Regions from separate parts of the Homo sapiens genome. Here region 2 is linked to region 1. A link is an interaction called in ENCODE POLR2A ChIA-PET data of the cell type or tissue named here. Cell type or tissue: MCF 10A. All regions are shown on one strand. Each heading gives the region's core, and the rest is flanking DNA. Links, peaks and the distances in the headings are about the cores only. Region 1 holds the start of GPX8 (glutathione peroxidase 8 (putative)). Region 2 has its middle 78 kb from the start of ESM1.

Evidence for each region. ChIA-PET counts read pairs that join two places held together with the same protein. Peaks named below come from ENCODE experiments on the same cell type or tissue, not always from the same donor. Only the 100,000 strongest peaks of a DNase experiment are listed, where the experiment ranks them.
Region 2: POLR2A ChIA-PET joins it to region 1 with 31 read pairs; 16 of 35 experiments call an interaction of 5 or more read pairs at or near these places.

What each region holds. Positions count from the first base shown.
Region 1 is chr5:55,155,840-55,163,839 of GRCh38, forward strand. All of the region lies in intron 2 of CDC20B (cell division cycle 20B), which reads right to left. It overlaps GPX8 (glutathione peroxidase 8 (putative)), which reads left to right and starts at 4,332. Exons shown (of 3, transcript NM_001008397.4): 1 at 4,332-4,557; 2 at 5,155-5,416. The coding sequence starts at 4,354. In MCF 10A, for the core only: a CTCF peak has its summit at 4,066 (motif pointing left); DNase peaks (open chromatin) are centred at 4,042, 4,312 and 5,252.
Region 2 is chr5:54,899,055-54,916,083 of GRCh38, forward strand. No RefSeq gene overlaps it. Among named protein-coding and RNA genes, the nearest start is that of ESM1, 78 kb to the right of the region's middle. RefSeq lists a silencer at 618-775. In MCF 10A, for the core only: CTCF peaks have their summits at 5,490 (motif pointing left) and 7,067 (motif pointing right); a DNase peak (open chromatin) is centred at 7,107.

The DNA.
Region 1 (8,000 bases), core at 1-8,000:
CCCTTCCAGATAACTTCAGTACACACAGAAAAGCCTTTTGGTGGTGTTCTCCATGCCTTCCCCTTTCTGGGCGCTTATACAGTGATTTCTTATAAAACAAAATGCCTCCTCACGAATGAAACCCCTTGTATTAGTCTGTTCTCATGCTGCTAATAAAGACATACCTGAGGCTGGGTAATTTATAAAGGAAAGAGATTTAATGGACTCACAGTTCCACATGGCTAGGGAGTCCTCACAATCATGGCAGAAGGTGAATGAGGAGCAAAGGCATGTCTTACATGGCAGCAGGCAAAAGCTTGTGCTGAAGAACTCCCATTTATAAAACCATCAGATCTCGTGAGACTTATTCACTACCACAAGAACAGTATAGGGGTAACTACCCCCATGATTTAGTTATCTCCATCTGGCCCCACCCTTCATATGTGGGGATTATTACAATTCAAGGTGAGATTTGGGTGGGGACACAGCCAAACCATATGACCCCTCCACCAGAGTACTACAGCCATCTCACCTACAATGTTTTCTTCTAAATAAATTTATTCACCTATTACACAGAAACAGTTTCATGAAGTTGAAATAATTTTGGTTATGAAGTCGAAAGTTCAAAACTCTATTCTTCATTGTTCCATTCACTAATTCTGTGATCTTGGCTGAGTTAACTGCTCCCTATTTCAAAGAATTACTGTGAAGAAGGTAATGTGTCTACTAAAGAAGATTGTGTGCAGTATAAAGCTCTCTAAAAACATAAGTCACTGGCCAGGCATGGTGGCTCATGCCTGTAATCCCAGCACTTTGTGAGGCCGAGGCGGGCAGCTCACGAGATCAGGAGTTCATGACCAGCCTGACTAATATGGTGAAACCCCATCACTACTAAAAATACAAAAATTAGCCGGGCATTTTGGCGCGTGCCTGTAGTCCCAGCTACTCGGGAGGCTGAGGCCGGAGAATCACTCAAACCCAAGAGATGGAGGTTGCAGTGAGCCGAGGTTGCACCACTGCACTCCAGTCTAGCCGACAGAGTGAGATTCTGTCTCAAAAAATAATAATAATAAATAAAAAAATAAGTCATTTATTTAGCACTCAGTTATTTACTGCCTTGTAATCCTTCCGTTTCTTGTGTGTTCTCATATTTCCAAAATTGCTTTTACAGTTGCATGAGGCTGGCTCCTTCCCTTGCACCTTATTTGTATCCTTTCCAGTGCTTGAGTTGGTTGATAACTGAGTCAACTACTTTATGCCCTTCTTGACCCAGTAGCTTCCTCTTGCCTTCATCATGAACTCATCAATCTCTTCTCCTCCTATAGAAGCCTTCCTTCATTTACTGAAAGAGCGCTGGTGGTTTTTCTAACATACTACCCCTTATGCAGAGAAATGTGCCATTTTGATATATGTATAGTCTGAGAATAGAGTTAGTATAGACAGAACATGAAAACAATAATGGTGGATCCCCAGAAGGCTGAGAGATGATGACATCAAAATGTGTGCAGAGAAAGACTGCCAAAACAACAAAGAAGAGGTGTGACAGGGCCAAAATCTGTGTTCATCCAATGCTGTCCAGCGCACAAGTTCTCCAAAGTGCTGTCTGAATGTTTGGTTAATGGGTCAGTATGAAAATTTATATATCATGCCTTCATTATTTGAAGCTCTTAAGCCTTAGGAACATTAAATTAACAAACTGGCTCTGATTTCATCCTTGACAGGAGATATACACGTAAGTTTTCAAAGTTGTATTCATATAATATGGAATTTTGTGGTGAAACCAACCTCAACATCAGGCCTGCATAATGTTTTATTTCTGGTGTAAAAACTGGCTTATTCAGCAATCACAAGCAAGTTTGTAACAGCATAATTTTGGCATTTTCAAATCCATTCATCTCTGGATCACTTGATAAGAGTTTCTGTACTTATAATACAATGGACTAGAAACTATCACAGTGATTTTATCAAAATAATATCACCCTAGGGGGCCCTGCCTAAGCGGTGGTCAGTCAACATCCCTGCCAAAGATAAATCACTCTCTTTCCACCTCAAAACACAGTTATAATGACTTGGGTTTACACGGCTCAAATTACAGCAGGTATTCTATGAATTAATTTTAAAATGCATGTTCCTAAGCCATTTGCTTGTACAGCCTGAGGAGTTAAAATATCTCGTGTATTCATAGAGACATGAACACATCCACTATGGAAAACAAAGACAAACCAAAGACTCTTGTTGCTCTGAAACCAAAAAAAGTTTGAGGTCTAAAGGTTCTCAAACTTAAACGTGTGTATGTGTCATGAGGAGATCCTGTAAAAGTACAGATTCTGACTCGGGAAGTCTGGGGTGGGGCCCAAAATGCTGTGTTTCTAACAAATGCCCAGGTGATGGTACTGTGGAAGGTCCCAGATCCCACTTAGAGAGCAAGGCCAGAGAGCTTAAGCAACATAGCAGTGTTCATGTCATATAAACACAGGGACTTTGACTTTTTAAACAATTCAGCCAGAGAACACCAAAGTAAAATTATCAGGAAGTGATACAACACATCTTACATACATTTTTGTTCTTTACTAGGAATTATGTTTAAAAGGGAATACTTTCTGCATAATCATTGCTTTTTCTACTGTATCCATTCTTACTGAGCCATGAGAGTAGGAGTCGAGCGGTTCCTCTCACAAGTTTTACACAGTAGGCTATGGGCTTTGCTCAGCCACCCGAAAACACACATGCCACAGAGCGGGAACCAGAAGAGCAGGCAGCACCCTGAGCACCCTCTCTGAAGCTCCACAAGCTAACAGTGACAGGAAGGGCACTCCACAAACATCTCAGCTCATTCCCTGCACTTTCTGGAAACACATCATGATCAAATGGCATAATGCCCCTTCATCCAGATCTTGCCATGAGTCTTAAACAGAGCAGAATTGAAAGTGAATGGCTTTTAGGATATACAGCCCTCAATTGCCTCCCCATACCTACCCCTAAAATTCATGACCGTTAGCAACAGCAAAGTTAGGCCCCCTGTGCCAGGCAACAGCCAGGGGAGGGAAATAAAGAGAAAAAACGAAGCAATTAGATGACGTGCCCAAGTAGAGGTGGGTTTTGCAGGGTTTGTTTGTTTTCAGGGATTTTTTTTGGTAGAATTGCCTTATTTAACTGTTAAATTACTACTTTATTATCGAGTTCAATTTTTGCTTTTTTCCCTCTTCTTCTTTTGTTCTGATTTTAAGATAGTCTCACTCTGTCACCCAGGCTGCAGTCTACAAACACGACTCACTGCAGCCTCAACCTCCTGGGATCAAGCGATCCTCCCACCTTTGCCACCTGTATAACTGGGACCACAGCCATGCACCACCACAACCAGCTAATTAAAATTCTTTTTTAGAGACAGGGGTATCGCTTTCTTGCCCAAGTTGGTCTTGAACTCATGGGCTCAAGTGATCCTCCCATCTAGGCCTCCCAAAGTGCTGGGATTACAGGCGTGAGCCACCATGCCCGGCCTCAGTTTTTTCCATCTACAGGTTGTAGTGCATCGGTGAATGATGAAATCATTTTGATAGGTCAGAACTGGGTTGTTTAAAAATGCAACAGGTGGGGGTGCATCACAGTTCAAAGGAGAAGTGTTGTTTCTCAGTTGTGTGTTGTTTGTACCCAGTTATGTTGTAAAGTGCACTGCTGACTGGGGGTCATGAGTAGAAATTTGAAAAACACTGGACTATAGTTTGCTCTATGATAGAGAAGGGTTTCTTTTAACACCTTCACTGTTTTTAACATATTTATTTTGACTGTATTCACTTGGTATTTGATTGCCTTAGCTAGATGAATCAGGGTAAATAGCCTTTTTCAGATATTTCCCTGCTCTTTCCACTATAAATTTCCTGAACTCATATAGCATGTTTAACCCATACATGTAATAGTAACGTCCTTCAGGGTATACACCATATGAGTAGGTCACATTTAATCTACATTCTAAACTATTGCTGAGCATCGTACTCCATCCTCTGCATCCAAACAGTTGCTCAATAAATACACAGCTTAGCATGGGGAATGAGCCCTCCGTAGCTTTCGAGTTACAAGAGCACCATCTTCTGGCGAAATATTTTCTTTGTAGGGAGAATGTCAAAGACCTACCAAAAATGTCCTGATTTTTCTAGCAAAAATTATAATTACATCACAAATACTTTGAAATTCTGTAGAGCTCCTTGCTTCATTCAGGAGTTTCGCTTCATTTCCCCTCTGAGAAGTGGTCTTTCTGTTCCTTAGCAGTGAAAGCAGTCAGCCTGTCCTTCCTGGTTTTCCGTTAAACTAAGCCGGTTTCAAGTTTCAGCTCCTCCTTGAATTCCAGGCTGCTGAGACTTCCCTCTAGAATCCTCCAACATGGAGCCTCTTGCAGCTTACCCGCTAAAATGTTCCGGGCCCAGAGCAAAGGTATTTGCAGTTTTGCTGTCTATAGTTCTATGCACAGTAACGCTATTTCTTCTACAACTAAAATTCCTCAAACCTAAAATCAACAGCTTTTATGCCTTTGAAGTGAAGGATGCAAAAGGAAGAACTGTTTCTCTGGAAAAGTATAAAGGCAAAGTAAGTTGCATCATCTGATTTTTATTGTTATCATTTTTCCTTGTCTCTGTTTATTCCTCTTAATAAAATCAATTTTTTGCTGTTACATGGTCATAAGTTGGAATTTAGTCTTCAGAGTAATGGTATTAGTACATCACTTTAGTTATTACAGTTCTGATAGTTTGCTTCTAAATAATAAATTCCGATTATCTCGTTTTCTTTAAAATGCTTTAATTTTGTGCTGAATTGACATGTAAAGTTGTTTGGAAAATACTTATAGTTAGTAATGTGAACATGATGACATTTATTAATAAAAGTATTGGTTCTATAATCTAATAACTTTAAAAAGAACTTATCAAGGATCATAGTTTTATCTTTAATTTAAAAATAAACTTTCATGAGTATCTAATGCTTTTTTAATGGCAGTACTATTTCAGGGCCTTAACCCAGGCATCTAGGTTACAGTTTTCAATAGAACTGTGTATGTCCAAAAATATGAAAAAAACATCAATCAGAGGTTATAGTCCCCCCCAAATTGTTTAGGATTTTAACTACTTGCAGAATTTTTTAAAATCTTTTGCTTCACTTTCCGGTTGGATTTTTTTCTTTTTCCGGGAGGTTTCACTAGTTGTAAACGTGGCCAGTGACTGCCAACTCACAGACAGAAATTACTTAGGGCTGAAGGAACTGCACAAAGAGTTTGGACCATCCCACTTCAGCGTGTTGGCTTTTCCCTGCAATCAGTTTGGAGAATCGGAGCCCCGCCCAAGCAAGGAAGTAGAATCTTTTGCAAGAAAAAACTACGGAGTAACTTTCCCCATCTTCCACAAGATTAAGATTCTAGGATCTGAAGGAGAACCTGCATTTAGATTTCTTGTTGGTAAATATCTGCCTTGCATATGCTGTTTTAAATTGCTTTTCATTTTTAAACAATTATACCAGGACAATACTTTCCTATTTCATTTGAAACGTTGTATCGGGAAAGCTTCATAAAACTATCATCAAAGAGCCAGAATCTCATCCTTTGTAACTTCTAGGAGTTATGCTCCCCTGAAATCAATGTTTTAGCTTCTTAGATGGTAAAAGAATTCTATTCCAATATATTTTATTCCTTATTACCATCTTCCTGAAGAATTTACTTAAAGTGTGCCCATGGCTATTTTCACAAAATATCTTAATTCTCCTCTCTTGTAACTAGCATCTGGAGAAATGTCCCTTCCCGTCATTATAGCCACACAGCTCTCATGAATAGTGCTGGGCATTATTAGTTAACATATGTTTGTGGCTAATTTTATGTTGTCTTTCTTATCTGAAACAATATTCTCAAAGATGAATATGTCAGCTTACCAGATTTTTGCTAAAATCCAAAAACATATAACTTGGTTTTTTCAGAGGGCAGTAGTGTTAGGCTATTTCTCCAATTAAGCTAGCTACAGAAATCTGTTTAAAGACTTGCCAAGGTCACTTAGCACAAAGGTCATGAGGCATACAGACAGCATAGGCTTTGGCCTCAAGCTACCTGGGTTCAAACCCCTGCTCTTTTGTTTTTGCTATGTGGCTTCTTAACTTCTCTGTGCCTGTTTCTCATTTGTAAAATGGGCTATCAATAGTACCGCCTTCTTAAGATTGTTTGGAATTAAGTCTGTTAATAGTAAAAATAAAGTACTTATACACTGCTTGCTCTGTGCCAGACACTGTTCTAAACCATATTAGTCAAAAAAAAAAAAAAAAAAAAAAAGGCCGGGCGCGGTGGCTCACGCCTGTAATCCCAGCACTTTAGGAGGCCGAGGCAGGCAGATCACTTAAGGTCAGGAGTTAGAGACTAGCCTGGCCAATATGGTGAAACCCCATCTCTATTAATAGTACAAAAATTAGCCAGGTGTGGTGGTGGGCACCTGTAATCCCAGCTATTCAGGAGGCTGAGGCAGGAGAATCGCTTGAACCCAGAGGCAGAGGTTGCAGTGAGCTGAAATCGCGCTACTGCACTCCAGCCTGGGCGACAGAGCAAGCCTGCATCTTAAATAAATAAATAAAGGACATTAGCTAATGTTCTCTCATCTAACTTATTCTGATGACATCTTCAGTCCTATTTTCACTGTAAATAAGTTGAGTTTTGATCAAACTATTACCTCACTCAGGCAATCAAGCTTCTAATCCAACAAACCAAATAGTGATCTATAATATTTCACATAAATGTGAAGTCAGAATCTTCTAAAAACATTATATTTAATTTCTAGGGAAAGTTGATATAATGCCTAACGCCATAAATGGCAACCACAGTGAGGTCTTTATTCCTCTTATTTTGAAGGTCCACTGAGGAAAGAAAAGCCCAAGCACATGCCATTGAACTAATCATTCTTCAGTTACAGCAGCCAGATACGTGGGTGCAATAGCTCATAGGTTATTTCTCTTTATCACTACAAACCTTCTAAAACCCTTCTTAGCCTGTGTAATCAAAAAGGTAACAGTGAGTTAAGGTGTCATTCCACTTAGATAGGAAGGATCATAGAGCCCAAAGGTTAAGAGCATGAGCTCTGGAGTAAAAGGCCCGTATATCAATCCTGGCTCAACCACTCATTAGCCACGTGACCTTGTGTCTAGGCTTCCATTTATCTCATCTGCAAAACGGGGATGATAATAATACCCACCTCATAGGGTCCCTGTAAGATTAAAAGAGAGGATCAATTTGAAGCACGGAGCGTACATTAATCTGGCACATAGTAAGCACTTCATAAATTTTAGTTATAATTATTATATTTTTCCTCATGTTAGTCAATAAAATGAACATAAATCTTGAGTGGTATAAATAGAAAAAAAATCTACATTTCTTACATAAATTAAGATTTATCAAAAGGATATCATGGCTGGGCATGGTAGCTCATGCATGTAATCCCAGCACTTTGGGAGGCCAAGACAGGAGGATCACTTTAGTGCCCAGGAGTTCAAGCCCATCCCGGGCAACACAGCGAGACCCTGCCAAAAAAAAAGTTATTGCTTTTCAAAATAAGGTGATTATTCACTTTGGGAGGCCAAAACCCTATCTCTACTCAAAATACAAAAATTTGCCTGGTGTGGTGGCACACACCTGTAATCCCAGCAATTTGGGATTACAACTTTGCTTCATTTTTTTTGGCTTTTAATTTTATTTGACACAGAGTTTCACTCTTGTCCCCCAGGCTGGAGGGCAGTGGTGTGGTCTCAGCTCACTGCAACCTCCACCTCCCAGGTTCAAATGATTCTACTGTCTCAGCCTCCCGAGTAGCTGGGATTACAGGTGCACACCACCACACCCGGCTAATTTTTTGTATTTTTAGTAGAGATGGGGTTTCACCGTGTTGGGCAGGCTGGTCTTAAACTCCTGATCTTAGGTGATCCACCCGCCTCAGCCTCCCAAAGTGCTGGGATTACAGACTGAGCCACGGCTCCCAGCCTACTTTGCTTCATTTCTTGATACTAAGATCACA
Region 2 (17,029 bases), core at 3,887-11,886, 250 kb before region 1:
AGTCTCTTTTTGACCAACCTCAACCCAGCCTCGTCATCCCTGCACCCGGCATCTTGTTACAGGCACTAGAGTTACTTATTCAGGGCAAACCTCCACTTGCCTCTAGATCCCATTCCCTTCTGCTTCTTCAAGGCGTCTCTCTCTCTCTTTTTCTTTCTCTCCTGCAATCTTCAATATCCCCCTCTCTATTTTTCCAGCTAAAAAGGATATTCTAATCCTAAAAATCCCTTTCCTGATATTATAGTCCCTTCACCATACCTAACTTCCCCCCAACTCTTCTGATCCAACTCTTTGAAGCACATGATGTCCCCTTCTCTTTGCACCCATTCAATCAGGGCAGTATAATTTCTGTTTCCTGCTGAGCTACTGAAGGTAGGATGAGATGAGAGCAGAAAGCGCCAATCACCACACCTGATGGTACTCTCTGTTCTCATCTCGCCCTACATTCAGTAGCATTCAAACTGACTGCTCTTTCCTTGAAATCCTTTCCTTTCTTGGCTTCCATAAAGCAACAGGCTCTGTGTTAACCTCCCACTTCAGTGACTGCACCTGCTTAGTCTCCTCTGCTAGCTCCATGTCCTCTAAGCCATCTCTGCACTCAGAGCTCAGCCCTACCTGCTCTCTTCTTCTCCATCTACAAATTTTTTCCCGCCCCATGGTTTGAAGTACTACATGGAAAGGACTCCCAAATTCATACTTCTGGTTCTGAGGGGCCCCCTGGGTTTCAGCCTTACTTGTGTATCCAAAGCCCTTGTTATGGACCAAATGTCTGGCCTTCTCCCCCACCTCCCTGCCCAAATTCAAATGCTGAAATCCTAACCCTCAATGTGATGGTATTAGGAGTGGGGGCCTTGAGAGGTAATTCGATCTTGAAAATGGAGCCCACATTAATGGGATTAGTTTCCTTATTGGGAGAGACCAGAGAGCTAGCTTCCTCTCTCTGTTCTCTACCATGTGAGGATACGATGAGAAGACAGCTGTCTACAAACCAAGGAGAATGCCCTCACCAGACACTGGATGTGCAGGCACCTTGATCTTGGACTTCCCAGCTTCTAGAACTATGAGAAATAAAATGTTTGTTATTTAAGCCACCCAGTCCATGGGGCCTTATGTTATGACAGCCTGAACTGAATAAGATAGGCCTGCTTGCCATTTTCCCCCAGTTGTCAAATAGTCATCTCAAAATTAATGTGACAAAAATGGAAGCCTTGACTTCTGCTCTGCAAGCCTGGTCCTCCTCTCATCCCCTTCATCTCTGTAATAGCACCACCATCTATCTCATGGTTCAAGTCCAAACCTTACGAATCAACACTCATTCATCTCTTTTCCTTATACCCAAAGTCCTGTTAGCCCTACATCTAAACATGACTCAAATCAATCTGCTTCTCTCCATCTCTGTTGCTGCTCTAATCCAAGTGACCATCGATGCTGTGTTATCTCCCCAGGGTCTGGACCAGCAGCTGACACAGCATGTACTCAATAAGTAGTTGATGAAGAAATGAAGAAATTAATATGAAATTTTTTTCTATTTGAAGTTGTCAGTTTACCATTTTCATAGGAGAGTAATGGAAAGCCAGCCAAACTATTTTACAGCAGAACTCAGAGACCTCAAGGAAAATTTAGAAGTCAGTAAAGTGTGTATCTTAATACCCCCAAATGCCAGTCCTGCTTTTGTTCCCATGGGGACCCTTCTATTCCTCTGCCATCTTCATAATTTCTCAGAGTAAAAACCTACCCTGAAGAAAGGGGCTGGAATTCCTCACACAGAAATATAAATCAATGATAGCCACTTCAACGAGTGTCCTCACAGAGCATTTGGGAGCAAGACTTTACAATGAAGGAAGAAAGTTAAAGCAAGTCAGTGGATTGACAGCAGCCAGTGGGGATTTCTTCTGTTTCTTCTGACAGGCAGCTCTGGAGACTCAAGGCCATACGAGGTACTTCCTTCAGCCAAGGTTAGATGCAGGATTAGTCCATTAGTCCAATCCATACAGATGTTCATCGTAGGCCACACAGTAACAGGAGCAGTTGCGAAAACTGCGGGAGCTGACATTCTGAATGACACAGGGTTTCTCTCATTCTTCTAGCCCTGTAACCCCATCATCCCTCCTTCCTATTTAGTAATGGGGTGACAGCTTCTATTTTTACAAAATAGAAAGAATAAGTTCTGACTCAAGAACCCATGGAATAAGGAGTGAATTTCCTTCCTGCTTCTCTTCCTTTCCTATCAGTGAGTCAGGACGAAAAGCCAAGTCTCTGAAACCAAAGCCCTTAGCCACCACATTATGCTACCTCCCATACCCTGAGTCAAGGTAAATACAAGGTACTGTAGGTACCTGCACTGTGCCCGGTACCTACAAGGCATCTGTCATGCTCAGCTGCTGGGTAAACGGCGTCTGATGCAGCAGTAGCCCAGAAACAGCTGTGGCGTGTCCACATCCTCTGTCCAGGGAGGTTGCAGCTCATGGCTCATCATTAAACCTTTCTCAGAAGCCAAGAGACCCTCCTGACTGTGACTCACTGTATCAGACAGTTGCTTCACAGAACACAGTCCAGCCTCCCTCCTCCTCAGAAAGCCTGTATTGCAAAATGAGGCTTTTGAACAAAACGTCTTCACCAGCTCCCCGTCCTGCGTTACCATCGAGCAGCTGCTGCTTGCACTGCTGCAAACTAGCCTAAGTCCATTTGGCCATTCAGCAAACATCAGGCTATTTTTCTGGTAAATATCAAAAGCTGATGATCCTCTGGAGGTTCTAAGTGGGTGGAGTTAGACGTTCCCTTCACCACACTCTCACCATCAGGTGCAGAACAACAAAAGGGGCAAATTCCACCTAAAGTCACAATTCAGTCCCACAGCCTGCATGTAGCAGAAGAGGTCCCACTCTCTGCCTTAGCTGCACAATCACCCCTTACATGAAAGGCACATTCCAGGGTGAGTGAATGCTCATCTTTGTAGTCAAATTGGTGACAAAAATCCTCCATGAAGCCCGTGAAAGAAGAAGCCAAGGAATTTTCAACCTGGAAAGCAGTCGTTAAAGTCCTGGGCTGACCAGATTCTTAACCTTCATTCACATATGCCACTGAATGTTCGTGAAAGGACAGTGAGTCCTGTACTAAGCTTCCATGAATTTCAGCACTTAAAATTATTTCTGACATCCCTTCTGCTAACTTACTAATGCTCTCAGGCTTTATTTCAGTAAGTGCCAAGAAATTCGCTTTTGAGGTTTAAGTTTCTGTTTAGGATTCTGCATAGCTAATTAATAACCTCATGATTTCAAAGACTATTAATCACCTCTAAAATGATGGATTTAACTTGTACACAAAAATTATATAGTTTATACAAATTACGTTATTTGTTATTGTTGCTTTATTATATATATTAAAGTGTATAACATGGTGTTTTGATATACTTATCTTGATACACGTATGCATAGTGAAGTGATTCCTACAATCAAATGAGGTAACATGCCCATCATCTTTGTTACCTTTCTTTTTCTTTTTTGTTTGTGATAAGTACCTAAAATCTGCTATCTATCTTAAACACATTATTTTAAAGTAAATTAACCTACAGGCCGTAGAACATTGAATGTCTGCTGTTAAAATAGGAATAAACACTAATGTTTCTCACTTCTGGGTAGCCCTCATCTTCCTTCCAAAATAAAGCAATTGGCATTCTCTCTTTCTCTCCCCCTCTCTCTGGCACGCGTACACATGCACACACACAGATTTTCAACACACTTCTCTGCTTGAATTGGAAGAGACTGGGAAAATTAGACAACAGCTGTGTACTTCCAAGAAGTCTCCTATTTCTCTGGCTCAGCACAACTTGTGATTTAGTTCATTTGCTCACTGTGCAGCATTTCTCAGAAACCACAAAGAACATGAATGCAGGTGGCATGACTGGAAGGCTCAGAAAGTGCTCTGTGGTCTCTGTATGAGTTTGAGGTTTCAGATTCTACAGATGGCACATGTGAAACTGACACTTCACTGCACTGCATCTCTGGCTCTGTAATTGAGGGGCAGCTGCTTCCTGGTAATGCAATAAAACCCAAGGGCCCAAAAGAAAGGCTTAGAATACTCCTCTCCCCTGCCCTCAACTCCCAAGTGCCTTTCCACCAAACTGCTGTGTGGGAAAGTCACCTCTCCAGCCTTGTCACTCCCGTACACCTTATACTCTTCTCAACTTTCATTACACCCTGCGGGGTGACCTGGTGATTTGAGTGCCTGTATCTTTATTAGTCATAAAATTATGTCTAATATTCTAGATGGCCCCATGGCACCTTGCATAGTTTAGGTTCTTCACAAATATTTGTTTCCATTTTACCTATAGCTCATTCATTCATTCATTTATTCAATGATTTTTGGACTCAGGGTAGAATATTCAAAGGTATATTCAAGGGGGGAGGATTTCAAGGTGGATTCATTTTTTAGCATTAAGTTCTGCTTAATGGTGGTTTTGTTTCAAGTATCCAGATGCAGCATTAGAGGTTAGAGACTAAAGACAAGGATAACTTTATGGGAAGTTGGTCAAGCTCAAAGCTATCATACCTCTTTCCAAACATGTCTCTTGGATAGATAAGAAAAATACTAATGGTAATGACAGCAACAAAAACAGGACGATTAGCATTTCAGGAGTGTTTACTTTTTTCAGGCACTGCTGTAAGTGCTTTACTCGCTCCACACAGTTGCTTTATGAGGGAAACACTATTAATGTCCTCCATTTTACAGATAACATGGTGCCTGGCATCCTGCTGCTAGAGATTAGTATTTAGCAAGTTTAGACAATACCCTCTGTCAGGCCATTCCCTCCTTTTAAATGTGCACATCCCTCAGCATGATGATCCCCTGCAGTAGTCCAGGTGACAAACACGCCTTAGTGTAAAGCAGTTTACAAAATGCCTCACTTCCTGGTAATCTGCACTCTTGGAGGATTTGGAGGAGGAGCTCTGAAAAGAGGGGATGGAATGGCTGCAGAGAGAGAAGGTGGGATGGACACCTATATCATATTGGATAGACTTGATCAAAGCCACCTAGGCTGGGAATCCTGTAGCTGGGGTTTAACTGGAAAATGAATAGAGACTTGGCCAAAGCAATTTTTGTTTCTTTCTAATGCTGTGTCCATTGACTCCAGGCCAAACAAGAATCTTTTGGGAAAGGGCGTTTGAGCCATAGAACAATGGACTGACTGATGTCAATCAAGGTCAGTTTTGCCTTCCAGGGACATTTGGCACTATCTGGAGATATTTTTCATAGTCATCACTGGGTGGTCAGGTGTTACTGGCATCTAGTGGTTAGGGGTCAGATAGGCTGCTAAACATCCTACAGTGCACAGGACAGCCCCCTTATCATGAAGATTATCTGGGCCAAAATATCAATAGTACTGAAGTTGAGAAACTCTGCAACACATTAAAAAGGTGCATCTGTACCATTGGAATTTGAGTCTGGGCTTCTGAGCAGTGATGACTGCAGAGGGGCACCCTCCAGTGGCCAGTATGAATCATGAGCCTAAATCCCAAAGAGTGACTCCAGTTCTCTATCCTTTCCCTGGTTATTTGCTCAGCCTTCCATGGAAGAGCTAGCAGGGATGTCCTGTCCTTTCTGTCCCCTCCTCCCAGGCACACACATTTATGAAAGTATGGCGCACGAGCCTTCACCCTTCATGATGAAACTCCTCCAATCTTCCAGTGGATTTTCACTTTATGCAATTAATCTTATGTGAACAAAAAATAAAAAATAAAAAAAAAGGAGAAGGTACACAGTTCCCTTCCCTGAAGAGGGAACATGAGAATCAGGGAACTCTTTATCTTTCACACCGACTAAACACACCTGAATTTGTGTTTTCTCTTTGTTGACTCTTTTGGCTTCTTTTCATCTGCATTCAATGTGGTCACCTGTAAGGCCATAGCCAGCAAAGTGGTATCTTCATTGCTCTCCCGGGAATGTTAATGAGCTTAGCAACAACAAAATCCTTCTGATTTACTAAACCAGTGCACCTCCTGACTTGTGCATAAACCTCCATGACATTGCATTGAAATTGATGCTCCATTATCAAAGCAATGATAATTTGAAAGGTTTCTTTCTCATTTCTGTAGTTTTTAAGCTCTTAGATAATTGCTTTGACTCTTCTGTGGGATCTGTATAAAATGCCAAAGTTAGTGAGAAGGTGTAAGCGTGAGAGTCACTCCAGGTCCCTCCCGTGACTGACATTGTCAGAAGCAATTTGCCCTCCCAGACTTCAGATGGTGTCTGCATGTACCAAGCCAGGTGTGTGCTGACTTTTAATCAGGCCACTCAGCCTAGTTGACTGAGGGAGATGCAGATCCTCCCAGCCTCTCAGGGAGGATTCTTTGACCAAGTGACTAATAAAACACCCATGCAACAGATGTTGGACTACCCACAGCCTGTGGCTCTCCTACCTCTCACATAGGCCACCTCACTCCTACTGAACTGGGGAATGTGAGGAGGTCTCATGAATGGTTTGCCAGCCTGTGGGAAGCTCTGAATCCATCCACTAGAACACTTCAAAGATTTTGTGTTCAAAGTCACCCTGGAAAAACAATCACCAAAGTGGTTCATTCATCCCACCAGTAACTTGATCACTGATGCTTCAGAGGAAACCAAAGAATTCAGCACTATTTACTACCTTGTGAAGTATAAATCACTGCGCCTTCTTAAAACTGTATGTGTAGGAAAACGAAGGCCAGAACATGCTTAGTTTCAAAGCATTTTTTTACCTAGTTTCTCAAGCCCCCTCCCTTGTTCAAACATCAACTCAGCAGGAATGACTGATTCTAAGAGTGCACCCACCCTTCCCATGAGAACGTTCTGAGAAATCATCCACCGGCCGTGCCATGTAGCATCACCGCATGCCTCTAAGTTTCCTTCTCATGGCAGCAGGAGGCAAGAAACATCTTGAACCTTCAGGGATTGAAGACTAATAAGGAGGAATTTGCATTGTCATCTTTAAAAATAATAAACCTAACTGATTGCTTTAATGTTTCAAAAAAAAATTTATCCTGCTTCTAAGAAACAAAACTTCTGAAAAGACTGCCATGAGATTGAAAATCTTGCAATGGAATGTGCCGCTTGAGGGCGCCATTAGGCTTTGAGAAAATAACTGTCTGCTACTTTAAGTGCTGTCTTTGGAGCCAGCCCTGTGTCCAGCAAGCTCTATGAAATAAAACTGAATTTAGATCTCACTTCTAGGAAAATGAAGGGAAACAGGAATCTAGTCTCTTTAAACTCAAGTGACATTAACCAAAATTCGGTTGACAAGTTCTAAATTCCCTTGTACAAAGCTGTCTTTACCAGCCAAATGAAATAAAAAGTGATACTGTGCTAAAAGATGCCCTGTGTATTTTTGTAGGATTGACAGTTGCTTAAGATCAACATTCCAATGTGAAATGAGAAAAATAGTGGGAATAAATTGCATAACAGAAATCTCCTGATTTAAAACTGGAAACCTAAGCTGTTTGGGTTCCATGGGGAAAACTGCTTTACTTGGGTGTTTGACACTCCCAGAGAAGGAAAAGCTGATATGTAACTCGGCTTTTTTATCAGGCTTTGTTTGTCCAACACAGGTCCTACTTTCAACAAAGCGTAGTAGAAAATGACACAGAGGGTTGAAATTCCCAAGTATTGCAGAAGGAGGTTTGTGGAAGATCACAAATCAATTTGTAATTCAATAGAGTATTTAACAAAGCTAAACCTTCAGTACAGAATTTGCTGAATGAGACAGTCAATGAGAAAATAGACTACAACAGAGAGTTGAAGATAACAGACTACCAGGAGCGTCCAATCTTTTGGCTTCCCTGGGCCACATTGGAAGAAGAAGGGTTGTCTTGGGCCACACATAAAATACACTAACACTAACAATACCTGACAAGCTAAAAAAATAATAATAAGAGAAAGAAAGTCTCATAATGTTTAAGAAAGTTTACAAGTTTGTACTGGGCCAATTTCAAAGCTGTCCTGGGCTGCATGTGGGCGGGTTGGACAAGCTTAGACTACAGCATCATTGATCCAAATTGGAATTTCTTCTCTCTGCCTTCCACCTATCTCAATCTATCCAATCTTCAGTACACAGTGTGAGTTTCACGGTTCCCATAGAAACTCCTTTTATTCTTCCAAATATATTGTTCTAATTGTTTTATATGACTCTAGTCTCTCCCATTCAACTTAAAAGACACTTAAAAGCAGGAGACAAATATTATATCTTTCTTATCTTCTATTGCCCAGTCCATGGACCTATCAGGTATATAATAAATACTTTCAGATTTACTAATTAATCTAAAAAGATATAAGAAGAGAAAAAAAATTTTTTTTCCTACCATTTGCTTATCTTTAAGAGAAGATTAGATGATTTCTATTAGTAAAAATGCTTAAGGATGTCAAAAACTCAAAAAGAGATGTGGGTTAAAATTTACTAACATACATGCATCACATTCCTTGTATCAAGGCATTTTTTATGGTAAATTACCATGCAGACAATACAATAATGTAAGACCTGTGTTTTAGGCAAATGAACCTAGTGGCACTGTGAAAGGTAGATCAGAAGGGGGAGACAGTGACATCTAATATTAGTTACTGTTCGTCAAATGCCAAGTCTGTGCAAGCCACTTTATATTTATAGTCGTTAAGCTTCGGAAAACTTGCTTGGAGAAAAGTAAGCAACCCACTCAAAGGCCTGAAGGGAATGAATGACAGAACTGAGAGTCAAGCCCTGATGTAAGTGAATCCAGAGATGTGGTCCTTGCACTACAGTGAGTTCTGTCTTCCGGGAAAATGGCTGCAGGTCTGTTAAGCTGCAGACCAAGGAAGCACTCAGCCAGAGCTGGGATGCAATAGCAACCTGACAGGGCTCGGGCCCTCTTCCAGGTCAGCATTTGCGGGTGGTGTGAGCACCAGCCCCTTCTGTGGTGTGATCAGGGAAATGGGGGCCATGCCTTGAGGTGGCTGCTTGGTGACCAGCTTGGTGCTTGCCTCTCTCACTATGGTCTCATCTCATTATTAGCTAACTGCCTAGGGGACTGGGGTTGTATTTGACTCCTTGCACTTCCAGCAGTGCCTTGCATATAACAGCTACTCGGGATTTGTGGAATTGAGTCTTGAGGAGCGAGATAAGGGAAGTCTAACTACAGTTATGGCAGTAGAATTAGAAAGGAATTAGAAAAGATTAGATTCAAATGGCGACGAGGAAATAATCTTTAGAAATGTATCAACTATTCTATATGGAGAGTAAGGAAGACTCATAGGATTCTAAAGAGCTATATCCAGAAAAAAATAAGAAGAGAGCTGGTTAGGGTGGGTGTAGTGTTAGAGGGTGCTAGTTTGGGGCATGATAAAGTTGGAGCTCTGCGAAGCCATTCAGGTGGAGTGGTCCAGTAGTGGTTTAACACCATCAGGCTGGCCCTTGGGAGAGTGATCAACTGGAAATATTGATTTGGGAAGTTGTCCTACCCATCCTGTTTGCTGTGCCTTAAAAATAATCCAGAATCTGACTATTAACCCTGCTACCCTGGTCCAAGCCACCACTGTGTATTGTCCTGATTATGGTAGATGCCTCTTAACTGGTTTGGCTGTTTCTGTTTTTGCAACACCACCCTCTCCTCCAAGTCTATTCTCAACACAGCAGGTAACATGATCTTTTTAAACATAATTCAGATCTCTCTTCAGCTAAAACCCTGCCATCCACCGTCCCCACCCAAACCCCCCACCAAACACACACTCAGAGAAAAAGTCCTGATGAAGACTTGAACAGCCCATCCAGTGGGCACTGGCACAACCTCTGTAACACACTCCTAATTTTCAGAACTCTTCTTCCACCACTGTCTCTTCTCGGGCTCTCTTGGCTCCAGCAGCATCAGCCTCCTGGCTGCACTGCAAACCCTCCAGCCTCACCCCACCCATTGTGAGGTGTAACCTACAAGCCCTCACTGTAACCTCTGCCTGGAAAGCTTCCCTCCCCTAATCTTCATGGTTCATGCTCTTCCCTACTCTAGGGCTTTGCTTAAATGTCATTTTCTCCTTGAAGGCTTCTCTAATCCTCTCTTTAAAATGTCAGTGACCCCACCCCTCACTGGCTCTTTTTCCCCTGCTTTCCTTTCCTCCCCAGCTCTCCTCCCCTCTGACATTCTATGTATTTTGTTTACTTGTGTATAGTCCACCTCCTGCAAGCTAGAAGTTCCATGAGGACAGGAATGTATATGTTTTTTCAGCAAGCACTAAGAACAGCATCTGGCACACAGTGGGCAGTTAGTAAATATTTGTTGAATGAGTGTTGAATTATTGAGCCCGTACAGACTAACAGCTGTAACTATAGCACTGCCAGGGGCAAGAACATAATGAGAGAAAGGGACAGGGCACCAACCTTGGACACAGAGAGGCTGGGTGGGTGGTTCACCCAGGGTCACACAGCCAAGCTGGGGGATAAACCCATCCTCTGACTCCTGAGGCCAGTCTTTGGCCAAGACATTAAGCAGCCTCATCTCCTAGAAACTGGCAGCCCCAGTGAGGGTGACAGAGGTAAAAGGAGAAAGCAGCATGAACCATTAGTGAGCAAATGTCAGATCCTAGATGCCTTTGGAAAAAGGAGAGGATTATTTTTCAGTCTGTGGCAATGGGCACTGCTAAGGACCTCGTGATTTTGCTTGTGGATGCTGAATCACAGATTAGTATTTTATTATCATTGTAGCCCTGTTGGACCTCTTAGGGAAACAAAGATTGCTTTAAAATAAGAATTAAACTAATCCCTACATGTGAATTGTCAATAGAACACTAGGTAATTTCTTGGAACATGTTAACAACTTACTAAATTGTACCCTGGCAGCATCAAAAGCTCAATATATTTTCTCCAGGAACTTCAGCTGCAACCAGAGATGTCGAACAGGCCTTGGGTTAGTACTGCTTGATGATGCAGTGACTATCCTGTTTCACCTGACTTTCCCCTAAGACACTTCTGATTATTTGCCTGGAATTATGACTGTACATTCAAGGTGGCCATGTGTCTTGAATCATGAGATGTGGCCCATTACCCTCTGTACAAACCCACAAGATTATTTCACAAGATATCAGCCCACCATTGAGTCCCTGGAAAACTGGTTCATTGAAAGAGAGATGTGTGGTTAATTGCCTGTGGCACTCCAAATACAGCTTCAGACTCAGTGTTCAGCCAACTCGCGAGATTCCACTGCAAATATCTGCTGATTGGCTCTGTAGTCAGGCAGTAAATTGGAAAGCCAAAGAGTAGAGCCAGATGGGTGGAAAATAATTGTCCACTCCTCAGTGAATCTAGACATGAGAAGACCTCCCAAGAGCATCATCAGGAAAATGGCTGAATCCTTGCATTCCTCAACAGCCCTTTCATGCACTGACCTTCAATTGTGAGATGACCTTTGATGATGATCATCCTCTTCACTGCCATCGTCTGCATCCACAGAAGCAGAAAGTCTTCATTAAGTTTCCACTGTCTGCAGTGCTGTTCTGACCACCAACCAAGTACCTTGTTCAGGGGCCCCAGCCTTTTTGTGTTTACCTCCTAAGTTAAAATCATTGGCTACAGCTGAAGCTGCTTTTTCACAGACATCAGCCTCCATCTGGCTGGTGTATTTTGTTGCAGTTGTTGTTTTAACCTTTTCAATATCATGATTCATGCTTGTATGAGACACAGGCTACTTTGGATTCTCTGACCAGAAAGAAAAATAAGATAAGTATTTGAATAGTATTTTCATGAATATAAATCACTTTATTCTTTACAACAACTCTTTAAAGGGACAGGCATATTTTTTTCAATTTATACATGATGAAACTGAATCCCAGATAAGGCATATGACTTACAGATTTATAATCTTAGCTAAGTGGTAGGGTCCATGTTTGATAACTTAAAAATATCTCAGAGAGCCTGAACATTTCTAGAAGCAGTCTCTAGTGGCTGGAAAAGAAAAAGAGAGTGCAGGGCATGGTGTTCTTTGTTCCTCCATGAGCTTTCAACTTAAAAGATATTGTTGACACTTGTGTGTGTGTGTGTGTGTGTGTGTAAGAGAATGAGACAGAGATGGAGAATAAGAATGAGTCCACCGTGTATGCTGATTCAAAAAGGAGACTGAACTCAGGGGAAATGAAAAAGCCACATACCCAGGACCAAAGAAAAGGCTGGTCACAGGACCCCTGCTTACAAAGCCCACGGGACCCTGACTGAATGGGAACATCAAGTACCCTGAGGAGCCCCGAGAATCAGAGCAGAATCTAGACTTGGAAGGGAAAGACTATTGGACTAGAAAGAAAGGAAACAACCACACAGCCATTTCAAACTCCTGAATAGGCCCTGATTGTGGAAGGAGAGAGAGAACAAGGAGTGCCTGGAAACAGCTGCACAGCGCACCTGGCCTCTGGGAGACTGTGTGAGGCCATCTTACTTCAGCTCTGCAGAGCTGGGCCCCAATGCCTTAGGCCTGAGTGGAGATCTCTGCAGCTCTTCCCACTGCCTCTGCCTGACCCCCACCCCCCTCCACAGACCCTCTCACCTGGCTAAGCTCTAGTCCTCATCCAGCCTTAACCTAAAGTCTACTACCTCAGAGAAACCTTCCCATTTTTTGCTCCCTGTACCTCCCTTTTTATGACACTCACCATATTTGTAATTTCTTCTCTGGCTTCCCCCCTAGAGTCTCAGATCCATTTGAGCAGGTCCTGTCTCTGAAGTCCAGGGCTCTGCCTCCAGCTCCTAGGAAAGTACCCGGCACAAAGAAGAGGCTCCATAACTATTTTTTAATTGCATTGAAATGAAGATTTGGGATTTGCTTGAATGGAGTCAGCAAATGCCATCATCAGAGGATGCTATTTCAGAAGAGAAAAATAGAAAGGAGGTGTGCTCCTAAGGGCTCCTGCCTTGGAGGTATTACTAGTGCTACTGCCCCTCTGAAATTTCTATTTGCTTTGGTTAGCTTTGCACTGTTGTCATTATTCTGGGGATTAATATCAAGAATATGGACCAGATTGTCTTCCCTTCAGAGGCTATTGGGGCATACCCCATGTTGCAGAAAGATCTCTTGCTCTGTAACAAACCACCCAAAAACTCACTAGTTAAAACAATAATGATATATTCTTTCTCACAAGTCTGCATGTCCGGTTTTGAGTTAAGACTTGGTTGAGCAATTCTGTTCTGCAAGGCATTGGCTGGAGTCACTGACTCAGCTGCCCTCTGCTGCAGGTGGGCTGAGCTAGAGGACTTCACTCCCATGTCTGGTCCCTCCATGTGGACTCTTGCTTTCCATATAGTCACTCCTCCTACAGTGGTCTAACCTGTGCTTCTTTAAGAGCAGGGAGTCTGGCTTCCCAGAGGAAAGTAAAAGCTGCACAACTTCTTAAAGCTAGGTTTAGAACTGGCTAAGTGTCATTTCTGCCAATTCTGTTGGTCAGAGTAACTCACAAGGCCAGCCCAGATTCAAGATGAAAGGAAATGGATTCCATCTCTTGATCGATGGAGCAGCACACACATACAGAGAGAGAAGAAAGTGATGGCCGCCATATTTGGAGATTCCACCACACATACTGTACTCTACATTGTCACGCAGTTCTAAGAAATTTCAAGTAAGTATTCCCCTTTCCTCATCTCTAAATTTAAGGCCCAATCTCAGTAACTTCTTTTTGTTGGTCTATTTGCCTTTATGTGTCCTGAAAGAAAATCAGTGTGATGCTCAAAAGGCCAAAGTCAAAACAAAAACAAGAAGAGAAACTTGTGTCAGATACTAAAGTCCAAATTCTTGCCTCTAGCTTCAAGCTACTCTGGCATAGTATAAAGACTCCCTGGACTATATGTAAATTGATTGGCATTAATAAGCTGCCTTTAGCTTCTTTAACAACAACAGCAACAGCAAAGCGTCCAAATCATGTTTGAATTAGAGATTGTATTCTATATCCAGTTCATTTTGTTTTTCTAACCTGTTTGTGCAACTCAGTTAATGAAACTCTTCAGATAGACTTTTGAGAACCAGGTGATATCCCCAGAGATGAAACACCATGGCCGCCCCCCAACAATGAGTGCCTAAACAGACAGAAGCAAAGCATGGTCCTGTGTGTCCCTGGATGCCACATCCCTGGGGTGCAGAGAACGATGCACCTAGTAAGTCATTTCCTGAGAACTACTTCAAATCATAGATTGGAATGGGCTGCATTATCCAGCAGCTCAGGCCACCTCTCTGACAATTCTACACAACTCAGAGAATCCTGGAAAGTTCTAAAATCCTGAGTTCAAGTTTTTTGTCACTGCTCTTCACTAGTTGTGTGATCTAGGGGTAGTTTTGCCTCTGTCTCCCCATCTGTAAATGGAGAAAATAATGTGACCTCCTGTAGGACTGGGGCAAGAAGCAAATGGGAAAATAGATGTAAAAAGTAGTTTGTGAACAGCAAAACACTTCTATTCCTGGTATTTCTTTCTATTACATCTCTCAGCATATACACATTCAGCCACAGGAGTAGACAGATGTCCCAGCTGGAGCAATGTTATACAAGTTCTTGCTCTCCTGTGAACCAGTCACTGTGCTAAACTCTGTACATATTAATGCATTTGTTAATATGTTAACTCTGTACATATTAACTCATCTGCTCCTCATAATAATACCAGAATGTCCTATTATTATTCCTATTTAACAGATGGAGAAACTGAAGCATAGAGAATTTAAGTAGCCAGTCCATTGTATTCCAGGTAGAAAATAATATTGCCTGGATTCTAATCTAAGTAGTCTCGCTTCAGAGTTTCTGCTCATAACCACTAAGTTATACCATTTCATCATTGTAAACACCATAATTGGTCCAAGAATAGGACCATAGGACAATAATAATTAGAACTGTTTTGACATTGACATGTGGACAGAGAGAAGGCAGTTCTCTCCCTGTTGGAAACAGGTCAGCCTGGAGCTTGTGGCAACCATTTTCAATAACCACATCCAAAAAATCTGTCTACAGAATGAAGACGCCAAATGGTGTATTGGTAGAGGAGGTTCCTTATTATAACAAATAATGCAAATAAATTTCCTTTCGGCTCTCTCAGCAGTTCACCACCAGGAATCCTGATTGAGCAGCTTCCCTCCATGGAGCAACTTTATGACTTATTTTGCATCTTTTTGATATTGAAAAGGTTGGATGGCTTTCTGTTGGGGCATACCACCTGGCATCCCTAGACTTCATTCAGATGTACAGTTGAATCAAAGACAAAGACAGTGAATGGAGAATCTAAAATGAGGACTCAGAGTTCTCCATTGTCCTATTATTGCACAAAGGATGTCTAAAGAAATGCCTAACGTCAAGGAGCAGGGAGTTAACAGCTGGGCACTCCCTTTCTTTATAGCTCTTCTCCAGCTCTCCCCTTGCTGCCACATGCAGGCCACCATCTTCTAGCCATGGATTGATTGCTAAGGGAGTCAGGTGGTGGGGTAGGTATTTCTAAATTAAAAGCCTAGGGAGATTATTCTAGCTCTCTGGAAATAAAGGCACAAAAATTATTTTACTACTTCCATTTCATTTTAACAAACTGTGCTCATTCACCTCCTGCTCTGTAAGGTGATAAGATAGATATTATAAATAGACAACTAAATGTGATCAATCTACAGTAAAAGTCTAGGTAAACCGCTTGAGAAACTAAGAGGCAAATGAGATTGATGAGACCCTCAGAAAGATGTTGCCACAAATAAGCCCTTTCATGGGTTTATGAAGGAAATCTATGGATTAAAAAAGCCTCTGGGATAAGCTCCTCAATGTCTCACCATTCTGCTGCTGAACAGCAAAAGGTTTGTTCCTCCTTCAGATGCAACAGTAGCAGAGCTTAACTCAGATAATACAAAGAATCTAATATTATCTCAGACACATCATTAATATCAAAGTGTTTCCTGAGGAAAAGCACAAATCAGAGTCAGCATCCACTGGCTTTTGGGCTTTCCCAAATGTCAAACACTTCAGGGACAATTTCCTTCTTTTTTCTCCTGTTTTACATCCCTGAAATGGACCAAGGGCACTTTTTTTTTCACCTGTGATTCAGTACTGATTCATTTTTTTCTCTATTTCATGCTATTACCTTTGCTATTCTCTTTGGCTGAAGTTGTCTACCTTATCCTATAATTTTCTGAAGTTTAGACTTTCCCTACCAGATGACTTATTCAATAGAAAATGGCAATTATACGCGGTTCATTTTATTAATTGTAATCAAAGTATGGGATCAAGTTTGAAATATTGGCTGTATGAATGAAACTTCAGGGTCTCTGAAAATGTGACTCACTGTAGCTGACAATTGTTTAGCCAGGGTGCAGGGTCCATAACCTTCCCTCCTTCATTCCTTTAACCTTCTGCATATAAACAGATGCCATTAGAATGTTGTGTTGGTTGATGGCATAACTACTCACCACACTGGGACACTTTTGAGAGAGAAAGAAAGCACTAAAATAATTAATAAGCATTAATTGAGCTCCAGCAGGTGTAAACTGGTACTGTCCTGGACAAATCAAGGTGTAAAGCTATTTAATTATTGCATATCCTGAAGCATTCTTGTAATGGCCGTCATCTGGCCCAGTGAGCCAAGGCTGTGTCTGACCTGCTGAACCAGGTCAAACAAACTGTAGGACTGTACAGAGTATATTTTCATTTTTATGCACAGATAAGGCTTTCCAAGCAAAGGAAACTAAAACCCGGTTTAGAGGACAAACCTTAGAAGTTAAAGGGTGTTAGATCTGAAGCCATCTGTTCCCATTAACAGGACAAATAAAATTTATATCTTCAGGAGCCAAATATTTACATTCCAGGGTAGGAACTTTCCCCTTTCTCTTCCTGTAAGAATTTATTTACATTCAAAAGACTATAAATGACTAGGGAGCACAGATTTTTCTCTTTCTCTAAGAAAGAGGGAGGGAAAAACAGCCATCATGCTCCTACAGAAACGGACAGATTCATAATTTGGGGGTTCCTCTTCTGTGGTGCAAAAAGCCTCTTTTGTACATGCATGGGGATTTTGATGGGGATTATATTGAATCTGTAAGTCAATTTGGGA